Linked DNA regions of Homo sapiens: regions 2 and 3 are each linked to region 1. Evidence: chromatin contacts called from ENCODE Hi-C or POLR2A ChIA-PET data. All regions are on one chromosome and are shown on one strand. The core of a region is the stretch at or near the end of the contact, and the rest is flanking DNA. Distances in the headings are between cores, read along the strand shown. Region 1 holds the start of RCCD1-AS1 (RCCD1 and UNC45A antisense RNA 1). Region 2 holds the start of ZNF774 (zinc finger protein 774). Region 3 overlaps IQGAP1 (IQ motif containing GTPase activating protein 1).

Region 1 (2,611 bases), core at 27-2,526:
AGAGGATGATGAGCTGCTACAGCGGGCAGCTGCCGGGGGCTTGGCCATGCTTACCTCCATGCGGCCCACGCTCTGCAGCCGCATTCCCCAAGTGGTCAGTGCCTCTTCTCAGTGGGGGAGGAGGGACGGACCAGGAACTCCCAGCAGCAGCTGAAGGGGGCAGTCCTAGGGTGTGTGGGTGTGTCCCTTGCCAAGGTTGAGCCTGTTGCCCAGGGGTCATATCTACCCTGTTTTTCTCACAGACCACACACTGGCTGGAGATCCTGCAGGCCCTGCTTCTGAGCTCCAACCAGGAGCTGCAGCACCGGGGTGCTGTGGTGGTGCTGAACATGGTGGAGGCCTCGAGGGAGATTGCCAGCACCCTGATGGAGAGTGAGATGATGGAGATCTTGTCAGTGCTAGCTAAGGGTGACCACAGCCCTGTCACAAGGGCTGCTGCAGCCTGCCTGGACAAAGCAGTGGAATATGGGCTTATCCAACCCAACCAAGATGGAGAGTGAGGGGGTTGTCCCTGGGCCCAAGGCTCATGCACACGCTACCTATTGTGGCACGGAGAGTAAGGACGGAAGCAGCTTTGGCTGGTGGTGGCTGGCATGCCCAATACTCTTGCCCATCCTCGCTTGCTGCCCTAGGATGTCCTCTGTTCTGAGTCAGCGGCCACGTTCAGTCACACAGCCCTGCTTGGCCAGCACTGCCTGCAGCCTCACTCAGAGGGGCCCTTTTTCTGTACTACTGTAGTCAGCTGGGAATGGGGAAGGTGCATCCCAACACAGCCTGTGGATCCTGGGGCATCTGGAAGGGCGCACACATCAGCAGCCTCACCAGCTGTGAGCCTGCTATCAGGCCTGCCCCTCCAATAAAAGTGTGTAGAACTCCACTGTGTGCCCTGTCCTTGGGCAGGGAGGGCTGCTGTGAGTGGGAGTCTCTGAGTGGGTGAGTGTGGGTGAGTATGGGTGTGAGCTGGGCGTGGGTGAGTGTGCAACGGAGCTTCACAGTGGCAGACCCACCTCCATGGAAGGAATCCAATGGATTCCCCAACCAGGGCCCACTGAGTTGCTTCTTAATCCTACTGGAGGGACAAAGGGTAAGCCTAGGAAGCTAATCAATAAGAAACTCACCAGGTGCGGTGCCTCAAGCTTGTAATCCCAGCGCTTTGGGAGGCTGAGGCAGGTGGATCACTTGAAGTCAGGGGTTCGAGACCAGCCTGGGCAACAAGCAAAACTCTTTCTCTATAAAAATACCAAAAAAAAAAAAAAAAAAAAAAAAAGAGCAGAGTGTGGCGGCATGCACCTGTAATCCCAGCTACTCGGTAGGCGAAGGTTGCAGTGAGCCCAGAGCGCAGCCTCCCAAAGTGTCGCCTGGGCGACACAGCGAGACCCTATCTCAAAAAATATTAAACTATCCCAAGAAATAAGTCGTTTAGGGTAGAGACTCCCATATGCTGGGCCTTCAGTACGTTTGTCTTTATATTGGGAGTCCTCTGTGGCCTCCGCTGAGGGCGCTGGGGCGGGGGTTGGGGTTGGTGGCCAGCTGAGCCTGGTTGAAGGGCGGCTTGGGCCCCGCCCACCACCCCAGCACGTTCGAGGAGGGCTAAGCCCAGCGTGAGGCTCGTTGGCTCGACAGAGGCACGTGACGGGTCCTGAGCCAATCCGTGGAAGGTAAAAGCTGCTTCCTGTTGGGGCATGAGTCCGGCGCGTGTCGGGTTTTGAGCTGCCGCGGTCCCGGGACTGAGGTGGGTGGCGGGGTCCGCCCGTCTTGGGCGTCACTCCTCGCCAAACCTTTAGCTCAAGTCTTAATGAATGTCCTCTCTGTGGTTCTAATCCGAGCTCCAGCCCCACGGGTTCCTGCAGGGGCGGGACCACCTGGCCCAACCTCTGCCTTGGTCCAACGCCCCCGGTTTCCTCCAGGGCCTTGGTCCAACGCCCCTCGGAGGTTTCAGCCCATTTCACAGACCGGGCCGCAGGGCCCCGGCGTAGGCCTCGGGACCGGAGAGGCCCTCAAGGGGAGTTGAACAGGGCTGCGGCCGCCGCGCCCCGGGCGGCGACGTCACCGCCCTTGCTGGTGATTGGCCGCCTCGCGCCGCGCGCCCTTCAAACCTTTTCTCCCCGTGGCTGTCGGCGCCCGCTGGGCGGGAGGCCTTTCCGGAGGCGGCCGCTCTGCGCCTCGGCGTTTCCTCCAAGGCTGCCCACCAGAAGGACCTGCCCGAGAGGGTAGAGGGCATAGGGTCAAGATCAAGGTCAGAGGCCCCCTTGGGTTGGGAGAGGACACGGAAGGGGTTAGGAGCCCAGGAACTGGGGTCTCAGGAGAGACCCAGGATCTGACTTAAGAGGCCTGAAAATGCCCATGCAATTCTGCTTCAGCCCGGGTGCAGCGGCTCACGCCTGTAATCCCAACGCTTTGGGAGGCCGAGGCGGGCGGATCACTCGAGCCCAGGAATTTGAGACCAGCCTGGGCAGCATAGCGAGACCCCTGTCTCTATTATATTAAAAAAAAAAAAAAACAAACCCGCTCCAGCCGAATCTGCTTGAAGTTGGCGTTGCTGTTGTAACCACCAGACTGTTTGTCTCCCCATTTAACGGTTAGCTCCTTGGGAGCAGACAGCTGTCCTCAC
Region 2 (2,611 bases), core at 77-2,576, 600 kb before region 1:
GTGCTGGGATTACAGGCGTGAGCCACCACGCCCTGCCCCCAGAACGATCTTGAGAACAGAATGTTCCCAATAAATATCCACTGGAAAATGCACCTTATTTTTGTTGAAGGAATGGTGGAATTAGCATCAAAGGGATCTTCAACATTAACTCGGGCCGGGCACGGTGGCTCACGCCTGTAATCCCAGCACTTTAGGAAGCCGAGGCGGGCGGATCACGAGGTCAGGAGATGGAGATCATCCTGGCTAACATGGTGAAACCCCGTCTCTACTAAAAATACAAAAAATTAGCCGGGTGTGGTGGCGGGCGCCTGTAGTCCCAGCTACTCGGGAGGCTAAGGCAGGAGAATGGTGTGAACCTGGGAGGCAGAACTCGCAGTGAGCCGAGATCGTGCCACTGCACTCTAGCCTGGGCGACAGAGCGAGACTCCGTCTAAAAAAAAAAAAAAAAAAAAACTCTATGGCTGGTAATTCTAAGCGTTTTATAATACATCACAAAATGTTCTTTTATTTTTCTAAATTGCACTGAATCAACAAACGGAGTAGACAGGCACATTTTCTTCACTTTAAGGAAAGACTTTGTTGTTTTTTAGCTAGGGGCCGACCCAAAGTGATCACTGGCTCTCACATGAGACCCAGGAGCCTCCCCAGTTTGAAGCCCGATATCACATTTCCCAGAATACTTGATGCCCTCGCCCGCCTCCTCTGGCTATCAACCAGACGGAAAGGGGATGTGCCTGGGAGTTTGATGCCAAGGGAAGGATGCGGAATGTCTGTTTTCTACTAAGGGCTTCTGCTGGGCCTTTCCAATGTCCAGTTTGAGTTGGTCTGGGACCTGGCCTCCGCAAACACCCTGCAGGCTCCGGCCGCCGGGGATGAGGTGGAAGACTGGGCAGAAGAGAGGCCGCAAAGGCCCGAGGGCTGAGCTGCTCTGCGCTGGGGAGGGGCGAAGTGCCAGAGCGCGGGAGACCTCATGGTGGGCACCAGGCTGCTCCGCGGTAGGTGGGTGAGGCCAGGAGATTCACATCTGCAGATGCCACAGTGAGGATACAGCATTTAGATCCCTCGGCTCCAAACAGGCGGTTCCGGGGGACCGGTAGCTGGGGAATTGGGTTTAGCACTTTCCAACGCTTGGAACTGGACATCCACGGCTCCGAGTCCTTTGAGGTCTTGCTCGGGACTACGTTTCCCAGAAGGCTAGGCGATAATTGACAGCTCTATCAGCCTATGGACAGAGAAAAATTCTAGCCATGGAAACTGAAAAGCCAATAGCAAGAGGATGGGGGCGGTACTTTCCGGCCGCTGGCTGTCGAAGCCGGAGTCCCACCTGTGTCCCCACAGCCCTGTCACGAATCCCGGTCGGGTTCTGGGAGGCACAGCCTCGGGGTTGCGGGCCGGGTGCGGCTCGGCGGTGGAGGACTCACTTCCTGCTCCATCCCCGGCTGGGCCCTGGGGCGGTGAGTGATTCAAGGAGGGAGACCGCGGCGGCAGCGGCGCGCTGCTGAGGGGCGTGGAGGGGGCTTGCCCGCCACCCAGACGTTTTCTCAGCGGGGTTCCCGCGCTGGCCTTTGGGAGCCCCCGGGTCTTGCTGGGCTGTGGGAGAGGTAGCTGTGGTCTCTATACCGTCGGCGGGATAAGTCATTCTCTTAATCAGTTTTCTTGCTTCTCGATGGTGGTCCCAGGGTTTCAGCTGATCTGTGACCCTCTGACCGCCGCACCCCGGTTAGGGCGCGAGCACCGAGAAGAAGAACGGGGTTCGGCCCCACGCGTGCAGTCATGTTCCTATTAATAAACCCGGTGAACGCACTGGAGCTTCTCACAGTGGCACTTAGTCACAGCCCCTCAGCGCTGTGGGGCCTTTGAGGTCACCTGTGCATGGGGAAAGGGACGGGCTGGGAAACAGGGTTTCTATAACCGTGGCTAAGACGTCTCCCCTCCTCAGTGGCGCTGTCTCCAGCAAGTGGGCCCTGCAGCTGTGTTTTGTAATGAATGTAGAAATAAAAATTATACTCAAAACTCTTTTTTTTTTTTAGACGGAATTTCGCTCTTGTTGCCCAGGCTGGAATGCAATGGCGCTATCTCCTTTCACTGCAGTCTCCACCTCCCGGGTTCAGGCGATTCTCCTGCCTCAGCCTCCCAAGTAGTTGGGATTACAGGCGTGTGCCACCACACCCGGCTAATTTTGTATTCTTAGTAGAGACAGGGTTTCACCATGTTGGCCAGGCTGATCTCGAACTCCTGACCCCAGGTGATCCGCCCGTCTCGTCTTCCCAAAGTGCTGGGATTACAGTCATGAGCCACAGCACCTGGCCAATACTGAAAACTCTTATTACAATTTTTACTTTCTAATTACATTATTGTTGTTTGTTAAAGTTTTAAACCAGAGAGATGGTTTTTAGATCCTTAAAAACTCAATACTTTATAAATGACCAATAATAATGTCTGTAAATACAAAAATATTTCCCCCAAAAGTGTGTGTGTGTGTGTGTGTGTGTGTGTGTGTGTGTGTGTGTTCCAGTAGTAAATAGGTGATTTGTAGTGGGACAAAAGATGTGAAAGAGTAAAACTTCTTCACCACAGTCTGGTCCTTCCTCCCTTGAAATGCAATATTCTT
Region 3 (2,611 bases), core at 51-2,550, 550 kb before region 1:
TCCTGCCTCAGCCTCCCAAAGTGATGGAATTACAGGCCTCTAATATCCTTTAAAAACCAGCTGTTTATTACCTATTAGCAATTCATGTCTGTTTTGTCAAATATTATGTATATATATATTTCTAGTTCTGGACTTTTAAATTATGGTGAACCATATTTCATTTTTTTGAGAAAAATATATATGACTTTGTTATACTTCTTATCATTGAGAAACAACATCTGAAGCTAGCTTAATTTTAACTCTATGACAAGTAACTTGATTTTTTTTTCCTTTTTTCGTGACTTGAAATTTGTAGAATTGTTGTTCCTTGAGGTATAAACATTTCCCCAGTTAACATGTTAGGGTTGCTATTGGCTTAGCAATTTTGCCTGCAATGTGGAGACTCTTCTTGGTTTATAATGTCTCTTGTTTGTTTATTTTAGCTTTAGGAAATTGTCCATTATGCCTGTGGTGATTAGTTAGATCTGTGTAGTCTATTTTATGGCTCTTCTTCATTTTGTTTACGTTAAATAAGCGTTCTAGGTATGTGTCTCACATACATCTTTTGTTGCACTGACTTGATTTTCTACAGTCTTGATATTTTTTCCTTGGTTCTGTTAATGGTAGTTGCTTTGTCCTATTGTAGTTTATATTTTTAATTAATTCCTTTTCCGTCTCCATTCTTGTTAATAGCTTAAATGATCTCTTTTTAGTTCATGAAGAAGAGTGTGGCACAAAAGATCCTTTCAAGGTGAAAAAAAGGAGCAGGTAGCCAAGATAGTTGGGTTACATAGTTTACCACTTCCCTTTATAATCCGTAGGTGTTGAAATAGATGTGGCCATGAAAAACCAGTGTTAATCGGGCAGCTGAGTGTATGGATTGTCCACCAGTCAAGGTTGGGGAAAAAATCTGGCTGGGCTAAGTGTGGCCCGTTAGTTTGACCTCATTTGGCATGTATTTCTTCTGGTCTTACAGGTCAGAGCAACTGTTTTTATATATTTTAATGTCCCTAATGACAAAATAGTAAAAATACATTTGAGGACCCAAGTTGGCATGTTCTAGGAATTTCATTTTCCGGCTTAGTGTGGTGACCTGCCTCTGATTGCTGTACAATTCCTTCTGCTTCACAGTGTCACATCTGGGGATACCAGTTGGTAGTGGAACCTGTTTTGGACATTTTTAAGCCTTGTGGTATCTGATGGACTCTTGGTTGTTTCTAGCTGGTGCTAAATAAACCCCTTGACAAGAAGTATTTGTGTAAGAAAGCGCTGGTAGGCAAAGTGAGAACATCCGGAAGTGATTCATATTACTGTGGTTGTTTGCTTAACTCAGGACTTGGTTGCCTAGAGACCATATCGTTGAGTTAGCCGAGTGAAGTGCCAGTGGAACCTGGAGGGCCTGTGGCCTACCGGATCAAATCAGGGCTCTGCTCCTTAATTTTTCTCCTGAAGTCTCCTAGCAATCTGATTGATCTCTGTGGTTTGACAGTGCGTGAATTAAAAAAATCTTAAACATATTAATGTTTAAGAAAGATCTGGTTAATGGTTTATTTTGAAGAGTAAGAGTTTACTTGCTGAAGTTTGAATGTTGGGTTAAAATTTTTTAAAAAAATAGTTGTATGTTGGGAAGAATTAGTTATTTCAATAAGGCATTTTATTCTAGAAACCTCAGTACTTTAAGGCAGCTAAAGGAAAGCCAAAATAATCCCCCAAAACAAAAAACCAAAAACCTGCAATTTGCAAGGCAGTCATAATCTAAAATATTTTCTGTCTGTCCCAAAGTCAGTGTATTCCCCTTGCCTCTCCCCCTCTTCCTCATTGTCATGATTAGTACCGTTTATTGCATACTTTCTACATGCAAGGCACTGTGCTAAGCACTTTATATGCTTTATCTAATTAGCTATTCTTGAAGCCCTGTGAGGTGCTTATTATCTACATTTAACAGATAAGAAAGCAAAGCTCAGAGAGGTTAACTCATTCATCTAATAAGTGGTTGATCCAGATTTCAGGTTTGGCAAGAACTCTGAAGTCCTTTCTCTTAACTGCCATGTTAGTCTGCTGCTGCTATACTTCTGGTTCTAAAAATAATGACAACAGTAGTAACTACTGTTAATTAAGCAGAATGATGATGAAATTTACATATTACATTATTGTGAGATAGGCATTATTTTTATTTTAAAGAGGGAAAAAAATAGAGTTGATAACACTTTTCCCAAGGTCATATATTGGAATTCAAGCCCAGGTTTGTGACACCAAAGCTGGTGCTCTTAACTTCTGCAGATGCTGAAGTGGCAACATTTAAGTCTAACCTCTTTAACTGGTGCCCAGAGACATTAAGTAACTTGTGTAGTTTTCAAGTCAGTGAGGGAACTCCATCAATTTCCTGCCACTTATTTTGGAGTCTCTTCCACCTGCCACCTGAGGGAAAGTCTCCAGTTGTCTTATGTATTTTTGTGTCTAACTAGCTTGTTGGACCCTTCCTAATTGCTTCCCTTCTTCATAACCTGGTATCTGCTTTGAATTCAGCTTAGAAAGGTGTTCCTTCCTACCACTTTCTTGTTTGTTAAAGAGTTACCTCATACAGACAGGAGTGGCAAATTGGATTGGAAATTGCTTTGGATCATTTGGCAAG

What was found. Hi-C counts contacts between places; a loop is a spot of excess contacts on that map. ChIA-PET counts read pairs that join two places held with the same protein, here RNA polymerase II (POLR2A). Pooled maps may share reads with other maps.
Region 2: a loop to region 1 is called in a pooled map, with 6 times the contacts of the local background. The contact joins the promoter of ZNF774 here to the promoter of RCCD1-AS1 in region 1. A Hi-C loop is called at or near these places in 5 of 50 pooled maps.
Region 3: a pooled map shows a loop between it and region 1 (3-fold over the local background). The contact joins the enhancer-like site here to the promoter of RCCD1-AS1 in region 1. A Hi-C loop is called at or near these places in 3 of 50 pooled maps. POLR2A ChIA-PET finds 5 or more read pairs at or near these places in 4 of 52 experiments (activated B cell, activated CD4-positive, alpha-beta T cell, activated T-cell and 1 more).

The regions. Positions count from the first base shown.
Region 1 is chr15:90,953,217-90,955,827 of GRCh38, forward strand. RCCD1-AS1 (RCCD1 and UNC45A antisense RNA 1) reads right to left here and starts at 1,277. Exons shown (of 2, transcript NR_170325.1): 1 at 1,119-1,277. It overlaps UNC45A (unc-45 myosin chaperone A), which reads left to right. Exons shown (of 20, transcript NM_018671.5): 19 at 1-94; 20 at 243-877. The coding sequence ends at 500. RCCD1 (RCC1 domain containing 1) reads left to right here and starts at 1,668. Exons shown (of 8, transcript NM_001017919.2): 1 at 1,668-1,732. RefSeq lists enhancers at 25-525, 1,350-1,904, 1,705-1,814 and a silencer at 2,035-2,164.
Region 2 is chr15:90,350,958-90,353,568 of GRCh38, forward strand. ZNF774 (zinc finger protein 774) reads left to right here and starts at 1,327. Exons shown (of 4, transcript NM_001004309.3): 1 at 1,327-1,454.
Region 3 is chr15:90,399,756-90,402,366 of GRCh38, forward strand. The region is part of intron 2 of IQGAP1 (IQ motif containing GTPase activating protein 1); the gene reads left to right. Among named protein-coding and RNA genes, the nearest start is that of IQGAP1, 13 kb to the left of the region's middle. Within about 2 kb of position 1,301, at least 35 of the 41 ENCODE cell types and tissues checked have a DNase peak (open chromatin) inside an H3K27ac peak, as active enhancers do.